Linked DNA regions of Homo sapiens: region 2 is linked to region 1. A link is an interaction called in ENCODE POLR2A ChIA-PET data of the cell type or tissue named here. Cell type or tissue: IMR-90. All regions are shown on one strand. Links, peaks and the distances in the headings refer to the core of each region. The heading gives the core; the rest is flanking DNA.

The links. ChIA-PET counts read pairs that join two places held together with the same protein. Peaks named below come from ENCODE experiments on the same cell type or tissue, not always from the same donor. Only the 100,000 strongest peaks of a DNase experiment are listed, where the experiment ranks them.
Region 2: POLR2A ChIA-PET joins it to region 1 with 5 read pairs; 4 of 35 experiments call an interaction of 5 or more read pairs at or near these places.

The regions. Positions count from the first base shown.
Region 1 is chr11:33,176,340-33,180,736 of GRCh38, reverse strand. All of the region lies in intron 1 of CSTF3-DT (CSTF3 divergent transcript), which reads right to left. Among named protein-coding and RNA genes, the nearest start is that of CSTF3-DT, 17 kb to the right of the region's middle. RefSeq lists an enhancer at 2,461-3,083. In IMR-90, for the core only: no CTCF peak of the experiment used is centred there; a DNase peak (open chromatin) is centred at 1,806; H3K27ac peaks cover 336 bases.
Region 2 is chr11:33,299,109-33,303,505 of GRCh38, reverse strand. The region is part of intron 2 of HIPK3 (homeodomain interacting protein kinase 3); the gene reads right to left. Among named protein-coding and RNA genes, the nearest start is that of HIPK3, 44 kb to the right of the region's middle. In IMR-90, for the core only: no CTCF peak of the experiment used is centred there; no DNase peak of the experiment used is centred there.

The sequences.
Region 1 (4,397 bases), core at 70-4,069:
TGTAGTCCCAGCTACTCGGGAGGCTGAGGCAGGAGGATCGCTTGAACTCGGGAGGTGGAGGTTGCAGTGAACAACGATTGTGCCACTGCACTCCAGCCTGGGTGACAGACAGACTCCATCTCAAAAAAAAGAAAAAGAAAGAAAGAAAAAGAAAAATACAGAGCTTTTAATCAATGCTTGTTTTCTATTTCTGAATGTTTTGTGTCAAGAGTGTCTAATGAGGCTTGTAAAATATGTACTCTTTAGAAGATACATGAATTTTGCTTTTACTAATGAAAAGCTAATTTTTCAATATTTGTAGGGACATTTTATAGGAACGTTTATTCTTTCACATGAACATTAAAAAACAGCAAAACTGGATTTTCAAATTTCAAAAGCCACATTAACACCACTAATACTTTTTAACATGGAGGTTTTTTTTGGGGGGGGGGGGGTTGAGACGGAGTTTTGCTCTTGTTGCCCAGGCTGGAGTGCAATGGTGCAATCTCGGCTCACCGCAACCTCCACCTCCCAGGTTCAAGCAATTCTCCTGCCTCAAGCTCCAAAGTAGCTGGGACTATAGGTGCGTGCCACCACGCCCAGCTAATTTTGTATTTTTAGTAGAGACGGGGTTTCTCCATGTTGGTCAGGCTGGTCTCGAACTCCCAACCTTAGGTGATCCGCCCACCTCGGCCTCCCAAAGTGCTGGGATTACAGGCGTGAGCCACTGCGCCCAGCTGAAGTTTTTTTTAAGGTGATTTTCTTTTTTTGTAATAATAGGGAATCATTGATTCATTTTTGGTTAATCAATGAGTTATAATCCATTCCTGTTATTTATTTTGATGCTAAGTTTAACCAGTGGGAGTCCCCTTCGAGCTGGCTTCTGTGTCCCCACCAATTTTTCAGCACTTTTTTACTTTCTGCTACAGTAAGATGTTCAAATGTAACTTGACTTTCCTTGCCATAGCCTCAGAATCAACGATTTTGAGGCAGAATAGGGTCTGGAGGCAGGGAATCTAAGGCTGATTCATGCTGATTTCCTAGAACTAAACCAAAGGAAAACCCCAACTTCCTATGCTCGGGTAACAAAAGGACTAGAGGCTACTCCCTTTGCAACCCACCCCTTTTCTGCATGGCAGATGAAAAATTGAAAGTACCTGTGATTGGTCCCCTCCCACAACCAATCAGGCTAGTCATGGGCCAAGTCTTCATTTGCATAGGAGTATAACTTTATAACTTCACTTTAGCCTCTGATTGGTCACTTTCCACAACCAATCGGAAGTCTGCTTAGGGTGTAACTTTGTAATTTCACTTCAGCCTCTTTTTGGTCACTCTGCAATCAATCAGACTGATCACAGGCCACTACTTCATTTACATAGGGTGTATACCAAGTAACCAATGGGAAACCTCTAGAGGGTATTTAAACCACAGAAAATTCTGTAACCAAGCTCTTCAGCCACTTGCTTGGGCTGCTCCCACCCTGTGGAGTGTGAATTCATTTTCAATAAATCTCTCCTTGTGTTATTTCATTCTTTGTGTGATTTGTCCAATTCTTTTGTTTAAAGTACCAAGAACCTGGACACCTTCCACCAGTAACAATTTCTCCAAACAGTTCTTCCTTCTTTTACCTCCTTTGAACCTTAATTCCAGAACAGTCATCACCTCTAGGAGTGATGAATAGAAAACAGGTTTAAATTAGTCTACTAGGGGACTAGAAGAAAAATTACAAGCTATCTTCAGCCTGAAGAGTCCCTGGTTGTATGTGAATCATTAGATACTTCCCTCAAGAAAACCTCAAACATGCATGTTTTCTTCATTCTTTCACTGGAAAAGTAAATGTGTATGTTGATACAATCTCTTTTTTATCTCTATTAGTTCTTTCTCATGCTGTTATAAATAACTGCCCGAGACTGGGTAGTTTATAAAGGAAAGAGGTTTAATTGACTCACAATTCTGCAGGGCTGGGAAGGCCTCGGGAAACTTACAATCATGGTGGAAGGGGAAGCAAACACATGCTTTTTCACATGGCAGCAGGAAGGAGAAGTGCTGAGCAAAAGGGGAAAAGCCCATTATAAACTCATTAGATCTCGTGAGACCTCCCTCACTACCATGAGAATAGCATGGAGGTAACCGCCCCCATGATTCAATTACCTCCCATCAGATCCCTCCCACCACACGTGGGGATTATGGAAACTACAATTCAAGATGAGATTTGGGACACAGCCAAACCATATCAGTATCCTATCAGCTCACATTCTGAGAAAGTGACCCAACACTATAAGGACATTTTGGGCCAGATCCAAAGAAGTCAAATTGTATTTTTTCTAAGAATCACCGTCTTCTAAATTTCCAATTGTTACTAAATTAAGTCAGAGCAGACTACCTGGTCAGACTACCCTATATCTGCCACAGATAATTCCATTTAGGGTTTGAGGACCTATTGATCTCACCTCTTTCAAGTAGCGGGGCAGCCCATGTAGGGAATTTGGTTTAATTCTGAATCAAATGGGAAGTGATTGAAGAGTTTTAAGCAACAGGAATGACGTGATCCAGCATTTTAGCTGGATCGCTCTGACTACTCTAGGGAGAATTGACTGAAGCGATACACATGACAATCATTGGAAAGCACTCTTGATGGCTCACTGCAGGAAGCATAATTGACTGGGATCCCAGATGCGGGGTTTTGAGCCCGTGCTTTCCACTGGCTGCTCTCAGCAGGGATACTAAGGCAGACCCATTTCCAGGAATTGCAGAACTCCTCGACAGGCAACATTTTAGCTCAGGACTCCCTAACAGCTTTGCTGAATTTTTCATAACTGCACAAGTCTAAGAATGTTCCACCCATTGTTCTTTCTCTCCTTCATTTGAGTTGCATCACAGTCTGACAGCTCTCCCAGCTTCTCCTGCTCCCTCCCCATTTTCTCTCACAGGGGTTTCCCACAATAAATTTCTTGTACATTTAATCCTGTCTTGGCATCTGCTTCTCGGAGGACCTGGACTATCATAGAGATCAAAGGCAGAAGCAGGGAGACCAGTTAAAAGGTAATCACAGTAATCCAGGTGAAAGATGATTGTAGCTTGGAGCAGACTGAGGGCAAAAGGAGTGGAGAGAAGCAATCAGATTTCTCCTCCATCCCATATCTTAACAGCAAATCTTCTGAAGATAGAATTTACTAGATTAGCTGTTAAGATATGGGATGGAAGAGAAACTGAGAAGTCAAGGTCACTCCATTGTTTGGACCTACGCAATTGGAAAGATGGAGTTGCCATTTTCTGAGATGGTAAAGCATGGGAAAAGAGCATGTTTGGTGAATCAGATCAAAAGCTTGGTTTTAGACATACCAGTATTAATTTAAAATTTTTTAATTTTTTAATTTTATTTTTAAAGACAGGGTCTCACTCTTTCAGCAAGACTGGAGTGCAGTGGCATGATCATAGCTCACTGCAGTCTTAAACTTCTGGACTCAAAGCAATCCTCCTCCCTCAGCTTCCCAAAGTGCTGGGATTACAGACTGTATCGTTTGAGATACTATTAGATACCCAAGTGGAGATGTCATATAGGCAATTTATTTAATGAGTCTGGAATTCAGAATAGAGGTATTGGCTAACGATACAACTTTGAGAGTTAGTGTATAGCTGGCATTTGAAAGCATGGAACGGAGGCCAGGCATGGTGGTTCACCCCTGTAATCCCAGCACTTTGGGAGGCTGAGCTGGGAGGATCACTTGAGGCCAGGAGTTCGAGACCAGCCTTGGCAACATAGCAAGGCCTCATCTCTACTAAAATAAATAAATAAATAAATAAATAAATAAAGCCATGGAACTGAATGTGATTATCAAGAAAAAGATTGCGATAATGGTCAAGCCAGTGGCTCACACCCGTAATCCCAGCACTTTGGAAGGCCAAGATGAGGAGATTTCTTGAGTCCAGGAGTTTGAGGATGTAGTGAGCTATGATTGTACCACTGCACTCCAGCCTGAGCAACATAACAAGGCCCCATTTCAATTTTTTTTAAATTTAAAAAACAGTTCTAAACTGAGACCTGGGGAATTCTAAATTTGGGAGATGAGTATTCATCAAAAGAGACAAAGAAAGATCATAAAAGTTAGAACTGTCATAACTTCCTGGTGAAATTAACCTTTTAACATGGGGTAATCTCCTTCATGAGTAATACTCTTTTATCTTAAAGTCTATTCTGCGTGACATTAAAACAGCTACCTCAGGGTCTTTTTCTTAATAGATGCCAATACATTTTTCCCATAATTTGACTCCCAATTTTTCTATGTCTTTTTGTTTTAGATATGATCACTCATAGAAGTTAAGTTGCTTTTAAAAAATATGTTTTACAGGTGAGGCATGGTGGCTCACGCCTGTAATCCAGCACTTTGGGAGGCTGAGGTGGGCGGATCACCTGAGGT
Region 2 (4,397 bases), core at 87-4,086, 120 kb before region 1:
AACCTTTGACATTAAAGGCTTTTATTCCAAAAATTTTAAAACCACCACTAAAGTCTTCTTTTAACCTACGAGTAACTACAGTCAGCCTTCTGTACCTGCAGTTTCTACACTCATGGTCTTAACCAACCACAGATTAAAAAACAGACGATCATATCTGTACAGAACACGTACAGACTTTTTTTCCTTGTAAATATTCCCTAAACAATACAGTATAATAACTGTTTACAAAGTATTTACATTGTATTAGGCATTATAATAAGTAATCTAGAGATTAAAGTATACAGGAGGCAGTGCATAGGTTACGTGGAAATACTATGCCATTTTATATAAGGGACTTGAGTGTCTGTGGATTTTGATGTCCGTGGGGGGTCCTGGAACCAATCCCTCAGATATCAAGGGACAACCACATCTAATGGGTATAAACAATTCTTAAATACAGTCATTAAAACCTGATATGAAATGACAGATCAGACTGGTTTGCATGGTATTACATTTACTACATATTTTACAGCTACAGTGTACAGAATTAAATAAACTCACTTTGTGACCAAGCCTTTAAAAATGTTTTTGCCCTATGCCTAACTAGTATTCTTTAACATCTATGTATTACTGTCTTACAATCTAATGTCACACCTAAGGAAAGAGGATAGAAATACATACTTTAACTCATTAATGTACAAACATATAAAATTAAGTAGCCTCAAAAGTCACATATAAAAATCAGTAATAGCATTAAGATTAAAATTAACAGCTCCTGGTCCACTCGTTCTATGCAAATTTGATTATATTATTATTCTTATCTTCTTCATATTATTGAAATCACTTATTGAATCAAACGCACTGGTTTACCATTATATAACAACAAATAAGTGGCCAGGCACAGTGACCCATGCCTGTAATCCCAGCACTTGGGAGGCCAAGGTGGGTGGACCACTTGAGGTCAGGAGTTCGAGACCACCCTGGCCACATGGTGAAACCTCTTCTCTACTAAAAATACAAAAATTAGCCAGGTGTGATGGCAGGTGCCTCTAATTCCAGCTATTTGGGAGGCTGAGGCAGGAGAATCATTTGAACCAGGGAGGCGAAGGTTGCAGTGAGTAGGCATTGTGCCACTGCACCCCAGCCTGGGAAACAGTCAGACTCCTTCTCAAAAAAAAAAAAAAGAAGTAAGGAATTATCATAGAGAAGTTCATTGGAGAGAATCAAGTAAGGATTCATTAAAATGTAGGAAAATGATTAGATGTGAAACATGATACCATTTTTCATTTCAGGAAGGAATGGAGGGCAGTTAGGAAAAATTGGGAAGGAAGGAACCTAGAAGTTACAAGTGTCTAGGCACACAGGAATCATAGAATTCTGGAACTGAAAGGGATTCTAGATAACCTTCACAGGATCTAACACTTTAGATATCTAGATTGATTACAATGCTGTTTCCAAATGAATAGAATTTAGTACATGGTAAAGTAGTAGTATTGCTTCTCCCTCTCCCTCTAAGGAGTTTCATTCCTTAGGTACTGTACAGGTCTCCTGAGTCACACAAATTTTTGGTTTCCCAGTACATATAAAAGTACTTAAGAGACCTATCTAAAATATATTCTCATGGCACAGAGCCCAAGGACAATATTCTAAGCAAGGTACTGTACTGTACTCGTGTGTGTGTGTGTGTGTGTGTGTGTGTGTGTGTCAGACAGGGTTTCACTCTGTTGCCCAGGCTGGAGTACAGTGACACAATCACAGTTCACTGCAGCCTTGATTTCCTGGGCTCAAGTAATCCTCCCACCTCAGCATCCCAGATAGCTGACAGGTAGATCCTCACACCTCAGCCTCCCAGGTAGCTGAGATTACAGGTGTGCTCCACCATGCCCAAGTTTTTTTTTTTTTTTTTTATAGAGATGGGGTCCCAATATGTTACCCAGGCTGGTCTTGAACTCCTGGGCTCAGGCAATCCTCTTTGGCCTACCAAAGTGCTGGGATTACAGGCATTAGACACTATACCTCACCCTTAGTTCTGATTTTTAGAAACATGTTAATTTTGCACATGGTGAAATCAATCAATCAACAAGGACATGGGAGACCCAAAATGGAATACAAACAGAAACAAATAAACTTAACTGTATTTCAAAAATAATAACATAATCACACTGAAGGTGGGAGAGAAGGAGTTTGGGGAGGAACTAACCTAAGTAACTTTGGAACACAGTATTTTGACTACATACTCCAAGTCTCAGGCTAAAGAATAAAAGAGCTGCAAATACATGTTGTACTCTGGTTACTAAATTAGGAGTGGCAGGGGTGAACAATTCTAAAACTCCTTTAAATGTATTCCAAAATTGAGCAAATAAGTAACATATTGTGGCTAATGAGAGTCAGTTTCTTGGTGTCAAATGAGGGATTACACATAAGAAAGAACAAACTCTCAGGTATCAAAATTGGACATATCAGCATGAATTTATGATTTTAATATACAAACAGATAGACATAGAAATATACACATAAAACCGGGTGTGGTAATTGTAGCACTTTGGGAGACCAACACTGGCAGATTGCTTCAGCTCACCCTTGGCAACATGGCAAAACCCTGTCTCTACAAAACAATACAAAAATTAGACAGGCATGGTAGAATGCACCTGAAGTCCCAGCTACTCAGGAGGCTGAGGTGAGAGGGTCATATGAGCCCGGCGGGGTGGAGGTTGCAGTAAGCCAAGATCATGTCACTGTACTCCAGTCTGGGTGACTGAGTGAGACTCTCAAAAAAACAAAACAAAAAAATACTACACACATAAACACCCACAAATATATCAACATACAGGAATACCTCAGAGATATTGCAGGTTTGGTTCCAGACCACCACAATAAAGCAAATACCCCAATAAGGTGAGTCACACAAATTTTTTGGTTTCCCAGTACATATAAAAGTTATGTTTACATTATACTGTAGTCTATTAAGTGTGCAACAGCATTATGTCTAAAAAAATGTATAGCTCTTAATTTAAAAATACTTGATAGCTAAAAAATGCTAACAGGAATCTGAACCTTCAGTTGTAATACTTTGGCTGGTTGGCTGGTGGAGGGTCTCACCTTAATGTTGATGGCTGCTGACCAATCAGGATGGTGGTTGCTGAAGGTTAAAATGGCTGCAAGTTCTTTTTTTTTTTTTGCGATGGAGTCTTGCTCTTGTCACCCAGGCTGGAGTGCACTGGCAAGATCTCTCAGCTCACCGCAACCTCCGCCTCCCAGGTTCAAGCGATTCTCCTGCCTCAGCCTTCCGAGTAGCTGGGATTACAAGCACCTGCCATCACGCCCAGCTAATTTTTGTATTTTTAGTAGAAGTAGAGACAGGGTTTCGCCATGTTGGCCAGGCTGGTCTCGAACTCCTGACCTTGTGATCTGCCCGCCTCAGCCTCCCAAAGTGCTGGGATTATAGGCATGAGCCGCCGTGCCTGGCCTCTTTTCTTTCTTTCTTTTTTTTTTTTTTTTTTTTTTTGAGACAGGGTCTCACTCTGTCACCCAGACTTGAGTGCAGTGGCACAGTCTCTGCTCACCGCAACCTCTGCCTCCCAGGCACAAGCAATCCTCCCACCTCAGCATCCAAGAAGCTACGACTACAGACACACACCACCAAGCTCAGCTAATTTTTGTGTTTTTGTAGAGATGAGGTCCCACCACATTGCCCAGGCTGGTCTGGAACTCCTGACTTCATGATCCTCCCACCTCAGCCTCCCAAAGTGCTAGGATAACAGGCGTGAGCCACTGCACCTGGCCAACGATGTCTCAAAGACTATAGTAAAGTTTGCCACATTGATTTGCTCTTTCATGAAAGACTTCTCTGTAGAACGCGATGCTATTTAATGATGTTTTACCCACAGGAGAACTTCTTTCAAAATTGGAGCCAATCCTCTCAAACCTTGCTGCTGGCTTTATCAACTAAGTTGATATAATAGTCTAAATCCTTTGCTATCATTTCAATTGTTCACAGCATCTCCACCAGCATTAGATTCCATCTCAAGAAACCACTTTCTTTTCTTTTTTTTTTGAGACAGAGTCTCGTTCTGCAGCCCAGGCTGGAATTGCAGTGGCATGATCTCGGCTCACTGCAACCTCTGCCACCCAGGTTCCAGCGATTCTCCTGCCTCAGCCTCCCGAGTAGCTGAGATTACAGGCACCTGCCACTGTGCCCGGCTAATTTTTGCATTTTTAGTAGAGACAGGGTTTCACCATATTGGTCAATCTGGTCTTGAACTCCTGACCTCGTGATCCACCTGCCTCGACCTCCCAAAGTGCTAGGATTACAGGCGTGAGCCACCGCGCCCGGCCCAAGAAACCACTTTCTTTGCTCATCCAAAAGAAGCAACTCGTCTAGGCCAGGCACAGTGGCTCACACCTGTAATCCCAGCACT